Regions from separate parts of the Homo sapiens genome. Here region 1 is linked to region 2. Evidence: read pairs that join two places in POLR2A ChIA-PET (ENCODE). Cell type or tissue: Panc1. All regions are shown on one strand. Each heading gives the region's core, and the rest is flanking DNA. Links, peaks and the distances in the headings are about the cores only.

Region 1 (6,522 bases), core at 967-5,966, 180 kb before region 2:
ATAATAATTTTAAAATTAGCTGGCGTGGTGGTACACACTGCCCAGCTACTTGGGAGGCTGATGCAGGAGGACTGTGTTGAGTCCAGTTCAGGGCTGCAGTGGGCTATGAACATACCACTGCATTCCAGCCTGGGTGACAGAGCAAGATCCTGTCTCAAAAAAAGAAAAAAAAAAAATGCCAGGAACTGTGGATGTTTAAACATGCTTTAAACTCATTTATACCTCCTCACAATATGCCGATTGAAAGCAGACATGAAGTAAACGCAATTATTTCCAGTGGATAAGGAAGTAAAGGCTTACAGAGGTTAAAAAATTTTGCCTAGTGTCACTCAGCTGCTTGGTGGCAGAGCTGACATTCCACACATGGTCTGTGTGATTTCAGAATCTGAATTCCTAACAATTACATCTACTGTCATTAGCCGGAGGTTCTTTGGTTTATTAGGGTGACAATAATCCCAGAGTCTCTTGACCTTCAGACACCCACAGCAAACCCCAGAGCTCTCTCTGGGCTCCCACACAGACTCCCAGCCTGCTGGTCTACTCTGCCCTCATGGATCCAGTTGATCAGAGCTCTTATTTTAGCAGCTGCATGCTGATGGTGCAGTGATGACCAAACAGCGACTGATCCACCCATCACTAGACAGCTGTCATACAGAGACAACAACAAAGCAACATCTAAGTCTTTATTAAGGTGAGTTTTTACAAACAAGCATCTATCCCAGTGTGGGGGATGAGGATGGGAGAGGAAAGCGGGGCAGGAAGATGAGGATTCTCATCTATTGATAATAAAGCTCCAGGTTCATCCCATCGTGGATTTCATCTGAAGGAAAGGTGTTAAGGAATCCTGACTCTGACTTCCGTCCCCACCCCTCTCATCCATTCACAGCCGGGTCAGGTGGCCTGAGGTCTCAGCCCAGGGCTAAGGAAGCCCATTTTGGACCAGGCCATTTTTATTTGGAGAGAACCAAAACTTTACAAAAGAATTTCTGGCTGGGTGCAGTGGCTCACACCTGTAATCCCAGCACTTTGAGAGGACGAAGCAGGTGGCTCACTTGACGTCAGGAGTTTGAGACCAGCCTGGCCAACACGATGAAACCCTGTCTCTACTAAAAATACAAAAAGTTAGCTGGGTGTGGTGGTGGGCACCTGTAATCCCAGCTACTTGGAAGGCTGAGACAGGAAAATCGCTTAAACCTGGGAGGTAGAGGCTGCAGTGAGCCAAGATTGTACCACTGCACTCCAGCCTGGGCAACAAGAGCAAAACTCCATCTCAAAAAAAAAAAAAAAAGTTTCTGTTCCTTCTAGGCCAGGCACAGTGGCTCACGGCTATAATCCCAGCACTTTGGGAGGCCGAGGCGGGAGGATCACTTGAGGCCAGGAGTTTGAGACTAGCCTGGCATACATGGTGGAACCTCATCTCTACTAAAAATACAAAAACTAGCAGGGAGTGGTGGCACACACCTGTAATCCCAGCTACTTGGGAAGCTGAGGCAGAATTGCTTGAACCCGGGAGGTGGAGGTTGCAGTGGGTCAAGATCGTGCCACTGCACTCCAGCCTGGGCGACAGAGCCAGACTGTCTCAAAAAAATAAATAAATAAAATAAAAATTGTAAAAAGTTTCTGCTCCTTTTGCACAATAGATATGCCTGAGTCTCACCCCACCCTGACCTACTGTCCAGCACTCAGGTGGAGGTCAGTAATAAATATTTTGAACTTGAAGTCAAACTATTTCACCAACCACTCTCCTCCCCAACCAAATAATTACCTAGCTCCCATTTTCTAAGTGCTCACCATGTGCCACGTATTAAGTTAAACACTTAATATGCATAAGCTCATGCAGACTTTAGTTTTGAACAGATAACCGAGGCTGGGTATGTAGATGCTTCCTCAAAAAGTCACACAAAGGATACAGTCCCCCAGAGACACGTGGTCCTTAAAAATCGTGTACCTAAGAAAAAGAGACATTTCAGAGATAAGGCTAAGGAGGCTCTTCAGTCTGTAGGCCAAATGAGGTAGCCAAGCCTAAGCAAAGGGCTGCCTGCAGCGCTCCCCCAACCAAAACCTTCCGGCCTAGTCCAGTCCACCCAGTGGCTCTACCGCTGCACTCACCACTTCTTCAGGACAATCTTGTTCCAACGGGTACCAGTTTGGGCTGCAATCAGCTTCTTAAGGTCCCCGATGGTATCATCCGTGCTGGGCGCAGAGCAGTTAAGGCAAATGGAAGCGGTAGAACGAGGAAGAGGACATTCTAGGGCAGAATACCATCTGCCAGGACCCCATCCGCCCCCTCTCCCGGGTTTAACTAAAACCATCCGACAACACAGATTGAGTTGCCTGCCTCACGCCAAGCACCCCTGCGGGTACCACTGCCTCTCGGCTGCCAGTGGATACTTGCATTTAACGCGGACCTTCTTCCCCAGACGGTCGTTGCAAACAACCTCGATCATCCTAGCTGGAGCTACACAAAGCGGGGGGTGGGTGGGAGGCAGCAAAGTCAGAGCTTCAGGCGTCTCCCAGGCCCAGAAGCCCCAGCCTACAAGTCTCCCAGTCCCAGGCCCTAAAATTCCAGGTTACTGAGCCTTCCGTTCTGCCCCCAACCCCCCGGACTCGAATACTCCCAGGCCCCAAGTCCCCTGTCCCAGGGCCGCGAACCCCGGGGAGCCGCGCCTCCGCCCCTTCTCGCCGCCTGAAAGCCCTGCCACAAAACTCCCTGGCCTCACCTCCCACCGACCCCAGACCCTGGGTGGCTGGGTCGCGACAGCTTTCTCCGACTCCGAGCCTCTCCGCTTGACCCCCTCACCTCGAATCGCCTCGAACCTGCCGACGCCACCAGCTCCTCACCCGAGCGCTGAACCCCGGTCGCAGTTAACGCTAGGAACCGGAAGCGGAAGTTAAAGTTCGAGGCCGGAAGCCCTGCCCCTAGCCAGGGGGTGTGGTCAACACTGGGACAAGTTCTTCCGGGTCTGCAGTCTGTGGTGTGTTTGCTGTTCCCAGGTACGGTTTCGGTGTCCCAAGGCTTGACAGGTGTCGCGCCTGTGGTAGGCGCGCCGGGTAGAGAGGGGGGCCTCGGCGGGTTTGTGGCCAGGGAAGGGGCGTGGAGCGAGAGTCAGAGGTCAGGCGCCGGCGCCCAGCTCGTTTGAAGTCATTGTTTGTTGCAGGGAGACTCGGTCACATGGTGGGGACGCCAGAGGGTCCCGGGAGTAGGGGTAAGCTCCTGATCCTGAGCCCGAAGCCTCTTGCAGCGGCAACTAGGAGCAAGGGCGGAGGGTGGGGGTGGGGGACGAGTTCTGCAGTCATCCCTTCTGACCCCCTGGGTTCATTCAGGGCTGGGCTTGGTGAGCATTTGGCTCACCTCTTCCCTCTGGCCATCGCGTTCCCCCGGGATACGGACTCCAGTCAGTAGGCGAAGCTTGATCCTAGAGTAGACTCTACGCTGCCCAACAGCTGCTGTTACCGCATGGTGCCGGACAGTTCCAGGCTCTTGGTGTCCTGAAGAAAGATTTGGACCAGACACACAGAGATGGCAAAGCTGCAAGTTTATTAAGCACAGTATTCCACTCTCGGAGTGGGGAGAGCGGACTGACCTCTGCGAGATAAGATCAGCCCCAGCTTGGTATAGTTTGGGTCTTTTTTTTTTTTTTTTTCTGAGACGTAGTCTCGCTCTGTTGCACAGGCTGGAGTGCAATGGCGCGGTGCCGGCTCACCGCAACCTCCGCCTTCCGGGTTCAAGCGATTCTCCTGCCTCAGCCTCCCGAGTAAGTAGCTGGGATTACAGGCGCCCGCCACCACGCCCGGCTAATTTTTGTACTTTTAGTAGAGATGGGGTTTCACCTTATTGGCCAGGCTTTTTTTCTCTTCCCAAGGCTGCCTAATATCTAGCCAGTGTCTACCTTTTTGAATGATAGGTGTGTTGCTTACTTTGGCCCCTGTGTGCTTGAGAGCCGCCTCCATTCATGATATGCCGTCCATATGCATGAGCGCTAATGAGCTGGTTATCCTTATCATGTTAAGGATACTTTTTGTCTTTAATGCGCGTGCTTATGCCTAAAGAGCTGCTCCTTACTGGTTTGGTCCTGATTTCCCCGGCCGTGGGATTTTTACTGTTTTTTTTTTAATTTTATTTATTTATTTATTTATTTATTTATGGAGTCTCGCTCTGTCGCCCAGGCTGGAGTGCAGTGGCGTGATCTGGGCTCACGGCAAGCTCCGCCTCCCGGGTTCACGCCGTTGTCCTGCCTCAGCCGCCTCCCGAGTAACAGGGACTACAGGCGCCCCCCACCACCCTCGGCTAATTTTTTTGTATTTTTAGTAGAGACGGGGTTTCACTGTGTTAGCCAGGATGGTCTCGATCTCCTGACCTCGTGATCCGCCTGCCTCAGCCTCCCAAAGTGTTGGGTGTGAGCCACTGTGCCCGGCCTTTACTCAGTTTTTAATCTTCCTTTTGTTTTGTCTCCTCAGCTTCTGCCATTTATCTTGCTTCTTGCTGGGTGAGCAAGAAGGGGCGGGTGCCCTTTCACCTTGCTTCTGCTCTCTGCTTTTACGTATTTTACCCTTTATCCAACTTTTAATTCCCTTTGCTATTCTTCTGCCTCATTTTCCCTATTCTCCTTTCTCACTGCCAGTCACCAACCTTAAATGCCTGCGAGGTAACTGGAAACATTGCACATTTGCACAATCTCCTGCAGCTGTATCTTTGGGGAGCACTTTGTACCAGATTCCAGGTTTGTGAGGGCTGGTGGGACAAGGACCGTCCTTCCTCAATTCAGTCAAACAATTTGTAAACCAAAAAGTATCTGAGACAGGTCTCAATAAATTGACAGGTTTATGTAGACAAGGTTAAGGACAAGCCTGGGAGAAAAGGAACACAAAACCCCAGGAACAATCTGTGATCCGTGCTTTTTTCCAAATATGATTTTGAGGGCTTCATTATTTAAAGGGAAAAGTGGGCTGGAGGGGAAAGAGGGAGAGTATGGTCACATTATTTAATCTACATGAAGAATACTCCATTATGTATTCATTTGGTGCTCAGTAAATTGGCACTTTCCATAACATAAAGTAAGCTACCTGTGGAGATATCTGGCCTTTAAAAAAAAATTTTTTTTGAGGCTAGGCACAGTGGCTCACACCTGTAATCCCAGCGCTTTGGGAGGCTGAGGTGGGCAGATCACAAGGTCAGGAGTTCGAGACCAGCCTGGCCAACATGGTGAAACCCCGTCTCTATTAAAAAAAAAAAAAAAAAATTAGCCAGGTGTGGTGGCAGGCACCTGTAATCCCAGCTACCTGGAGGCTGAGGCAGGAGAATCGCTTGAACACGGGAGGCGGAGGTTGCAGTGAGCTGAGATCGCGCCACTGCACTCCATCCCTCCATCCTGGGCAACACAGAGTGAGGCTATCTCAATTTTTTTTTTTTTTTTTTTTGAGGCAGAGTCTCGCTCTGTTGCCCAGGCTGGAGTGCAGTGGAACAAACTCAGCTCACCACAACCTCCCGTGTTCAAGCGATTCTCCTGCCTCAGCCTCCTTAGTAGCTGGGATTACAGGCACATGCCATCACGCCCAGCTAATTTTTGTATTTTTAGTAGAGACAGGATTTCACCATGTTGTCCAGGCTGGTCTCGAACTGCTGACCTCAAGTGATCTGCCCACCTCGACCTCCCAAAGTGCTGGGATTACAGGCGTGAGGCACCGCAACCGGCCTATTTGCTTTTGAATGGCAGGATCCAGAGACTAAAACCCCCTTTTACTATCGTTGAACTATACTGCTACAGTGGTTTAAGAATTCTCCAAGGCCAGGTGCAGTGGCTCAAACCTGTAATCCCAGCAGTTTGGGAGGCCAAAGTGGGCAGATCACCTAAGGCCAGGAGTTCAAGACCTGCCTGACCAACATGGAGAAACCCCATCTCTTTAATTTTGTAAAAATACAAAATTAGCCTGGCATGGTGGCGCATGCCTGTAATCCCAGCCACTTGGGAGGCTGAGGCAGGAGAATCGCATGAACCAGGGAGGCGGAGGTTGCGGTGAGTCGAGATGGTGCCATTGCACTCCAGCCTGGGCAACAAGAGAGAAACTCCCAGGATTACAGGCATGCACCACCATGCCTAGCTAATTTTGTATTTTTGGTAGAGACGGGGTTTCTCCATGTTGGTCAGGCTGGTCTTGATCTCCCGACCTCAGGTGATCCGCCTGCCTCGGCCTCCCAAAGTGCTGGGATTACAAGTGTAAGCAACCACACCCAACCTCTCTTCTGTTTTTCTGTGCTAAGGTCTCATAATGTTTATCCCGTGTACTTTGCTTAAAAATTCCAGAAACTGGCCTTGAAAATCTAAATATAGGCCAGGTGTGGTGGCTCACACCTGTAATCCTGGCACTTTGGGAGGCCAAGGCAGGCGGATTGTGTGAGTTCAGGAGTTGGAGACCAGCCTGGGCAACACGCTGAAACCCCGTCTCTACTAAAATACAAAAAATTAGCCGGGCGTGGTGGCCTGCGCCTGTAGTCTCAGCTACTTGGGAGGCTGAGGCAGGAGA
Region 2 (6,522 bases), core at 436-5,435:
TTTTAGTAGAGACGGTTTCATCAAGTTGGCCAGGCTGGTCTCAAACTCCTGACCTCAGGTGATCTGCATGCCTCATACTCCCAAAGTACTGGGATTACAGGCACAAGCCACTGTGCCCGGCCAATACTGCAAAATATTTTAAAAAGTTAAAATTATCTCTTCTGGCTGGTCATAGTGGCTCACACTTTTAATCCCAGCACACTGGGAAGCTCAGTCAGAAGGATTCCTTGAGGCCAGGAGTTCAAGATCAGTCTGGGCAACACAGACCCCATATCTCCAAAAAAATAAAAATAAATAAATAAAACAGTTATCAGGCTGGGAGTGGTGGCTCATGCCTGTAATCCCACCACTTTGGGAGGCTGAGGCAGGCAGATCATGAGGTCAAGAGATCAAGACCATCCTGGCCAACATGTTGAAACCCCGTCTTTACTAAAAATACAAAAATTAGCTGGGCACGGTATTGTGCCCCTGTAATCCCAGCTACTCAGGAGGCTGAGGCAGGAGAATCTCTTGAACCCCTGAAGTGGAGGTTTCAATGAGCCTAGATCACACCACTGCACTCCAGCCTGACGACAGAGCGAGAATCCGTCTCAAAAAAAAAAAAAAAGACAACTAGGTTGGGCACGGTGCTTCACGGCTTTAATCACAGCACTTTGGGAGGTCAAGGCAGGGGGTCACCTGAGGTCAGGAGTTCGAGACCAGCCTGGCCAATGCGGTGAAACTTTTGTCTCTACTAAAAATTCAAAAAATAAAATTAGCCAGGTGAGTTGGCGGGCGCCTGTAATCCCAGCCGCTTGGGAGGCTGAGGCAGGAGAATTGCTTGAATCTGGGAGGCGAAGGTTGCAGTGAGTTGAGTTCTTGCCACTGCACTCCAGCCTGGGTGACAAGAGCAAAACTCCATCTCATAAAAAAAAAAAAAAAAAGACAACTAAGGCTTGCATAAGTATTTTGAGAATATTCTTCTAGGCATGTTTTTATTTCCAAATGTGTAGCAAAAATTTATACTTTTTATATTTTTCATTTTTGCTGGTTGTATAACTTCAGTCTCCTTTTGCATTCTGGAATAACTTATTAATTGTGCATTCTTTCCCTTTGCTTGTGTTAATCTTGGTAGAGAGTACCCAGGTTTATGAATTCTTTCAGATATTTCGCTTGAAAAATCTACACTATTTCTTGCATGTTTTCTGTTCCACTAATTCTGTTAGATATTTATATAGTTACATCAGCTTGATTTTCCTCTACTTCTTAGTCTTTCTGTATGCTTTTTAAAAAAATGTGTCTTTTTATACATACTTTAGCTGGAGTTTTAAAAAATCTGTATACCGCTGGGCATAGTGGCTGATGTCTGTAATCACAGCACTTTGGGAGGCCAAGGCAGGTGATCACCTGAGGTCGGGAGTTCGAGACCAGCCTGACCAACACTGAGAAACCCCATCTCTACTAAAAATACAAAATTAGCTGTGCCTAGTGGTGCATGCCTGTAATGCCAGCTACTTGGGAGGCTGAGGCAGGAGAATCATTTGAACCCGGGAGGCAGAGGTTGCAGTGAGCCGAGATCACGCCATTGCACTGCAGCCTGGGCAACAAGAGTGAAACTCTGTCACAAAAAAAAAAAAAAAAAGAAAAAATACTTGAATAATACCAATTAACAATCCTTTTATGTTGCACATTTAGTGCCTGACATTTAATTAGTAATAATTTGGATTAATTTCTAGCATCTAATTTTTTTTGTTTGTTTCATTGTGTTCCCCTCTTTGTACTGATGTGTATTGATCATACCTTTAATTTATTTTATTCTTGATGTTTGAAATTTGTATGTTACTTTTCGTTGTTACCATAAATAACAATTTTAAATATAAGTCTTCCTTAATACCTTTTCTTTCTAACTAAGTGCACTACACTGTTTGAATAAAGTGATTCCCATATACACTTACTACACTTGGAGAGAGACCCAGAAGGAAGTGCATTGTCACACAAGCTATTAGACAGATCTGGTGGCAGAAAGAATAGGCTCCTTGACAGAGGCCCAGTGACACCCTGTGGTAGATTACAGATGTCTTGAGATTACTCTCTGAAGGTGCAATCTCTCTCCTTTTTATGTGAGCCAGTCCTTGCTTTGACCAGTAGAAACCAGCACAACTTTGGTTTGCAAGTCCATCCTCAAGAGGCTTCTGCTAATTAAGTAGCTGCTGTTTTCAGCTAGTAATTTTTGTGGCTGTTTATTACACAGTAAAGGCCAACTGATACACATACCCCTTTGCCCACAAGCCAATAAACTGTGGTTCTTCAGGACCCACTGGGAAATCCTCCAGAACCAGGCCCACTCGTGTTAGCAGTAAAGAATTCTGGGCCAGGCACAGTGGCTCATGCCTTTAAACCCAGCACTTTGGGAGGCTGAGATGGTTGGATCACGAGGCCAAGAGATTGAGACCATTTTGGGCAACATGGTGAACCCCCATCTCTACTAAAAATACAAAAATTAGCTGGGTGTGGTGGCACTCACCTGTAGTCCCAGCTACTTGGGGGCTGAGATGGGAGAATCACTTCAACCTGGGAGGTGGAGGTTACAGTGAGCTGATATTGCGCCACGGCACTCCAGCCTGGTGACAGTGTGAGACTCTGTCTCAAAAAAAAAAAAAAAATTCTGTCAATGTTCACAGAGAGACTGGGCATCTCCCACTATGAGCTGCAATGAGAAAATCAAGATTTGAATTCGTATTCCTCTGCTTAGGGACTCAGGAGGCCGGAAGTCAGCAGGACTGAAGGCCCAAAGAAACAGTTGATGTTATGAGCTGCAAGCAAGTTGCCAGCTGATATGGTTTGGCTGTGTCCCCACCCAAATGTCATCTTGAATTGTAGCTCCCATAATCCCCATGGTGTCGAGGGAGAGACCAGGTGGGAGGTAATAGAATCATGGGGGGGGGTTTCCCCATGCTGTTCAAGTAATTCTCATGCCTCAGTCAGCCAAGTAGCTGGGATAATAGGCGTGTGCTGTTTTTGTCACAGTGAGTAAATCTCATGAGGTCTGTCAGTTTTATAAGCAGCTGTTCCCCTGGACAGGCTCTCTTGCCTTCTGCCATATAAGATGTGCCTTTGCTCCTCCTTCACCTTCTGTCATGATTTTGAGGCCTCCCCAGCCATGTGGAACTGTGAGTCCATTAAACCTCTTTTTCTTCATAACTTACCCAGTCTCGGCCAGGCACGGTGGCTCACACTGTAACAACAACAAGGAACACAGCACCTAAACTCACACTTTTTTATTTTGGTAGAGAAGGTATCTCACTCCATTGCCCAGGCTGTCCTCAAACTCCTGAGCTAGAGTAATCCTCTCTTCTGGGCCTCCCAAAGTGCTGGGATTACAAGCATGAGCCACCATGCCCAGCCAGACATCTTTACATGACATTTTCAAGGTCCAATTGGTCCTAATTCTCCATAAATCCTTTCAGAGTATTAACAATGAAGCAAATCTTGCTAAATCTTTTTATGATGCAGTACAAGATGTATATATGTATCGTTTTTATCACTGATAAAAACAGTACAGTCATTAAAAACTACAGAATTATATTGGTAATGAATATTGGTACAAATTCACTAAGTAAGCCAGGTACGGTGGCTCACATGCCTGTAATCCCAGCACTTTGGGAGGCTGAGGCAGGTGGATCACAAGGTCAGATTGAGATGATCCTGGCTAAAACGGTGAAACCTTGTATCTACTAAAACTAAAAAAATATAGCTGGGCGTGGTGGCATGTGCATGTATTCCTAGCTACTCGGGAGGCTGAGGCAGGAGGTTACAGTGAACCGAGATCACACCACTGCACTCCAGCCTGGGATACAGAGTAAGACTGTCTCAAAAAACAAACAAACAAAAAAATGCGCTAAGTATAATAGTAGCAACTGGGCAAAGTGGCTTATGCCTGGAGTCTCAACACTTTGAAAGGAGGCAAAAGGATTACTTGAGCTCAGGAGTTCGAGACCTGCCTGGACAGCATAGCAAGCCCCCCATCTACAAAAAACTTAAAAATTAAAAAATGCAGTGAGCCAAGATCATGCCACTGCATTCCAGCCTGGGCAACAGAGCAAGACTCCATTTAAAAAAAAAAAAAAAAGAAGGAAAAAAGGAAGCTAGGAAGGAACGGATTAGCAAATAAATTCCAACTGCTTGATAAGAAAATAGTAAACCCAGTGGCATTTACTGCAGGAATATAAGGTTGGCTCTGGCTCATTCGTATCTTTGTATTTGTGCATTCATCATTATGGATGATGCCTGGAATTTGCCCAGAGGGATGCTCAAGACCCTTTCAGACACATTTTTTTTTTCTAAACTTATTTATTTATGAATGACAGAGTCTCGCTCTGTCACCCAGGCTGGAGTGCAGTGGCGTGATCTCAGCTCACTGCAACCTCCAATTCCTGGGTTCAAGTGATTCTCCTGCCTCAGCCTCCCAAGTACCTGGGATTACAGGTGTGCACCACCACACCCAGCTAATTTTTGTATTTTCAGTAGAGGCGGGGTTTTGCCATGTTGGCCAGGATGGTCTTGAACTCCTGAGACCCCCCTGATTCAGCCTGATTCAACCTCCCAAAGTGCTGGGATTACAGGAATGAGCCACAGTGGCCGGTGGTGTTCTTTTTTTTTTTTTTTTTTTCCAGAGACAGTGTCTTGCCATGTCACCTAGGCTGGAGTGCAGTGGTGCAATCATAGCTCACTGCAGCCTCGACCTCCTGGGCTCAAGCAATCCTCTCACCTCAGCCTTCTGAGTAGCTGGGAATGCAGGCATGTACCACCAGGCCCGGCTAATTTTTTTATTTTTAAATTTTTTTTTTTTTGGTCGAGACTGTGTCTCACTATATTGCCCAGGCTGGTCTTGAAATCCTGTTCAAGTTATCCTTCTGCATCAGCCTCCCAAAATGCTAGGATGACAGGGTTGAGCCACTGTGCCTGGCCTCTATTTCTAATGTCTAGGCAGCAACTGTTGTTGTGTTGTTCCTGTTACATAGTCTTATTACCCATTTGATACAAAGTTCAGATTGATTGTTCCTGTTCGTATTCCATTTTGGGTTTTCCCTCTATCTTTGTTGATTTTTTAAAAAATTAAATATGTAAAAGAATAAAGGGCCAAGCAGAGTGGCTCACAGTTGTAATGCCAACAATGTGGGAGGCCAAGGAAGGATGATCGCTTGAGCTCAGGAGTTTGAGGGCAGCCTAGGCAACATAGAGAGATCTCTTCTCTACAAAATATATTTTTAAAAATTAGCTGGATGTGGTGGTGCACGTATGTAGTCCCTGGTACTCAGGCAAAGGACTGCTTGAGCCCAGGAAGTAAAGGCTGCAGTGAGCCATGATAATGCCACTATACTTCAGCCTGTGTGACAGAGTGAAACCCTGTTTTTTTTTTTTTTTTTAAAGAAAAAAAAGAATGTAATTTTAAACATCAGAACTGTAAGGTACTCTGAGCTGGCCATACCATGGTCAAGCCATTGTGACATCCCCCCGCCCTTGTGATAATGTACTTTGTGATATTCCCCTGCCCTTGTGAATGTACTTTATAAGATACATCCTCCCCCACCTAGTGAATGTACCCTGCCATTGGCCCTTGTGACAGTACACCTTTCCTCTCCTTGTAAATGTACTTTGTAACCTTCCTCCCCACCCTTGTGATGATACACCCTCCCCGCCCTTGTGAATGTACTTTGTAACATCCTCCCCGCCCTTGAGAATGTACTTTGTAACGTCCACCCCACTGCCTACAAAAAAAATTGCTCCTAACTCCACCGCTTATCCCAAACCTATGAGAACTAATGATAATCCCACCACCCTTTGCTGACTGTTTTGTTGGACAGCCCATCCACATCCGGATGTAATACACAGCCATTGTTGCTCGCACAAAGCCTGCTAGGTGCTCTCTTTACTCAGACGCATGTAACATTTTGTGCTGAAACCTGGGACATTAGAACTCCTCAGGAGACCCATCCCCTGTCATTACACTCCCTCCATGAGGAGATCCACCTATGACCTCGGGTCATCAGACCAGCCAGCCCAAGGATCGTCTCACTAATTTCAAATCGGTAAGCGGTTTTTTTGCACTTGGATAAGCGGTTTTTTTGCTCTCTACCTAACCTCTCTCACCTCCCTTCAATCTCTCTTCTTTCAGTTTCAGTTTCTCTCCCTTCCTAGTAGAGACAAAAAGCAGACACATTTTATCCGTGCATCCAAAGACTCCGATGTTGGTCATGGACTTGGGAAGACAGTCTTCCCTTGGCGTTTGATCACTGCGGAGATGCCTTCCTTGATCATTCACCCACATTCCCTTGATGGCAGGTCAATTGCAGGGATGCCTGCTTTGGCTGCTCACCCACATTAAAGCCCAGGACTCAGTCAGGGATGCCTACTGGAAGACTGGTAGCTGCCCACCTCCATTTCTCCATGTGTCTACCTTCCTCTTTAAACTTACCTTCTCCACTAAGGGCAACCTTCTGCATTCCATTCCTCTCTCTTCCCCCTTAGCCTGTGTTCTTAGAA

What was found. Peaks named below come from ENCODE experiments on the same cell type or tissue, not always from the same donor. Only the 100,000 strongest peaks of a DNase experiment are listed, where the experiment ranks them.
Region 1: POLR2A ChIA-PET joins it to region 2 with 5 read pairs; 5 of 35 experiments call an interaction of 5 or more read pairs at or near these places.

What each region holds. Positions count from the first base shown.
Region 1 is chr19:9,824,263-9,830,784 of GRCh38, reverse strand. UBL5 (ubiquitin like 5) reads right to left here and starts at 2,867. Exons shown (of 5, transcript NM_001048241.3): 1 at 2,801-2,867; 2 at 2,392-2,458; 3 at 2,110-2,193; 4 at 1,911-1,948; 5 at 670-820. The coding sequence starts at 2,447. The coding sequence ends at 777. RefSeq lists a silencer at 2,751-3,057 and enhancers at 3,101-3,150, 2,561-3,285. In Panc1, for the core only: no CTCF peak of the experiment used is centred there; a DNase peak (open chromatin) is centred at 2,934; H3K4me3 peaks cover 2,712 bases; H3K27ac peaks cover 2,123 bases.
Region 2 is chr19:9,641,171-9,647,692 of GRCh38, reverse strand. It overlaps ZNF562 (zinc finger protein 562), which reads left to right. Exons shown (of 6, transcript NM_001130031.2): 6 at 1-5,886. Among named protein-coding and RNA genes, the nearest start is that of ZNF561-AS1, 23 kb to the right of the region's middle. In Panc1, for the core only: a CTCF peak has its summit at 2,085 (motif pointing left); no DNase peak of the experiment used is centred there.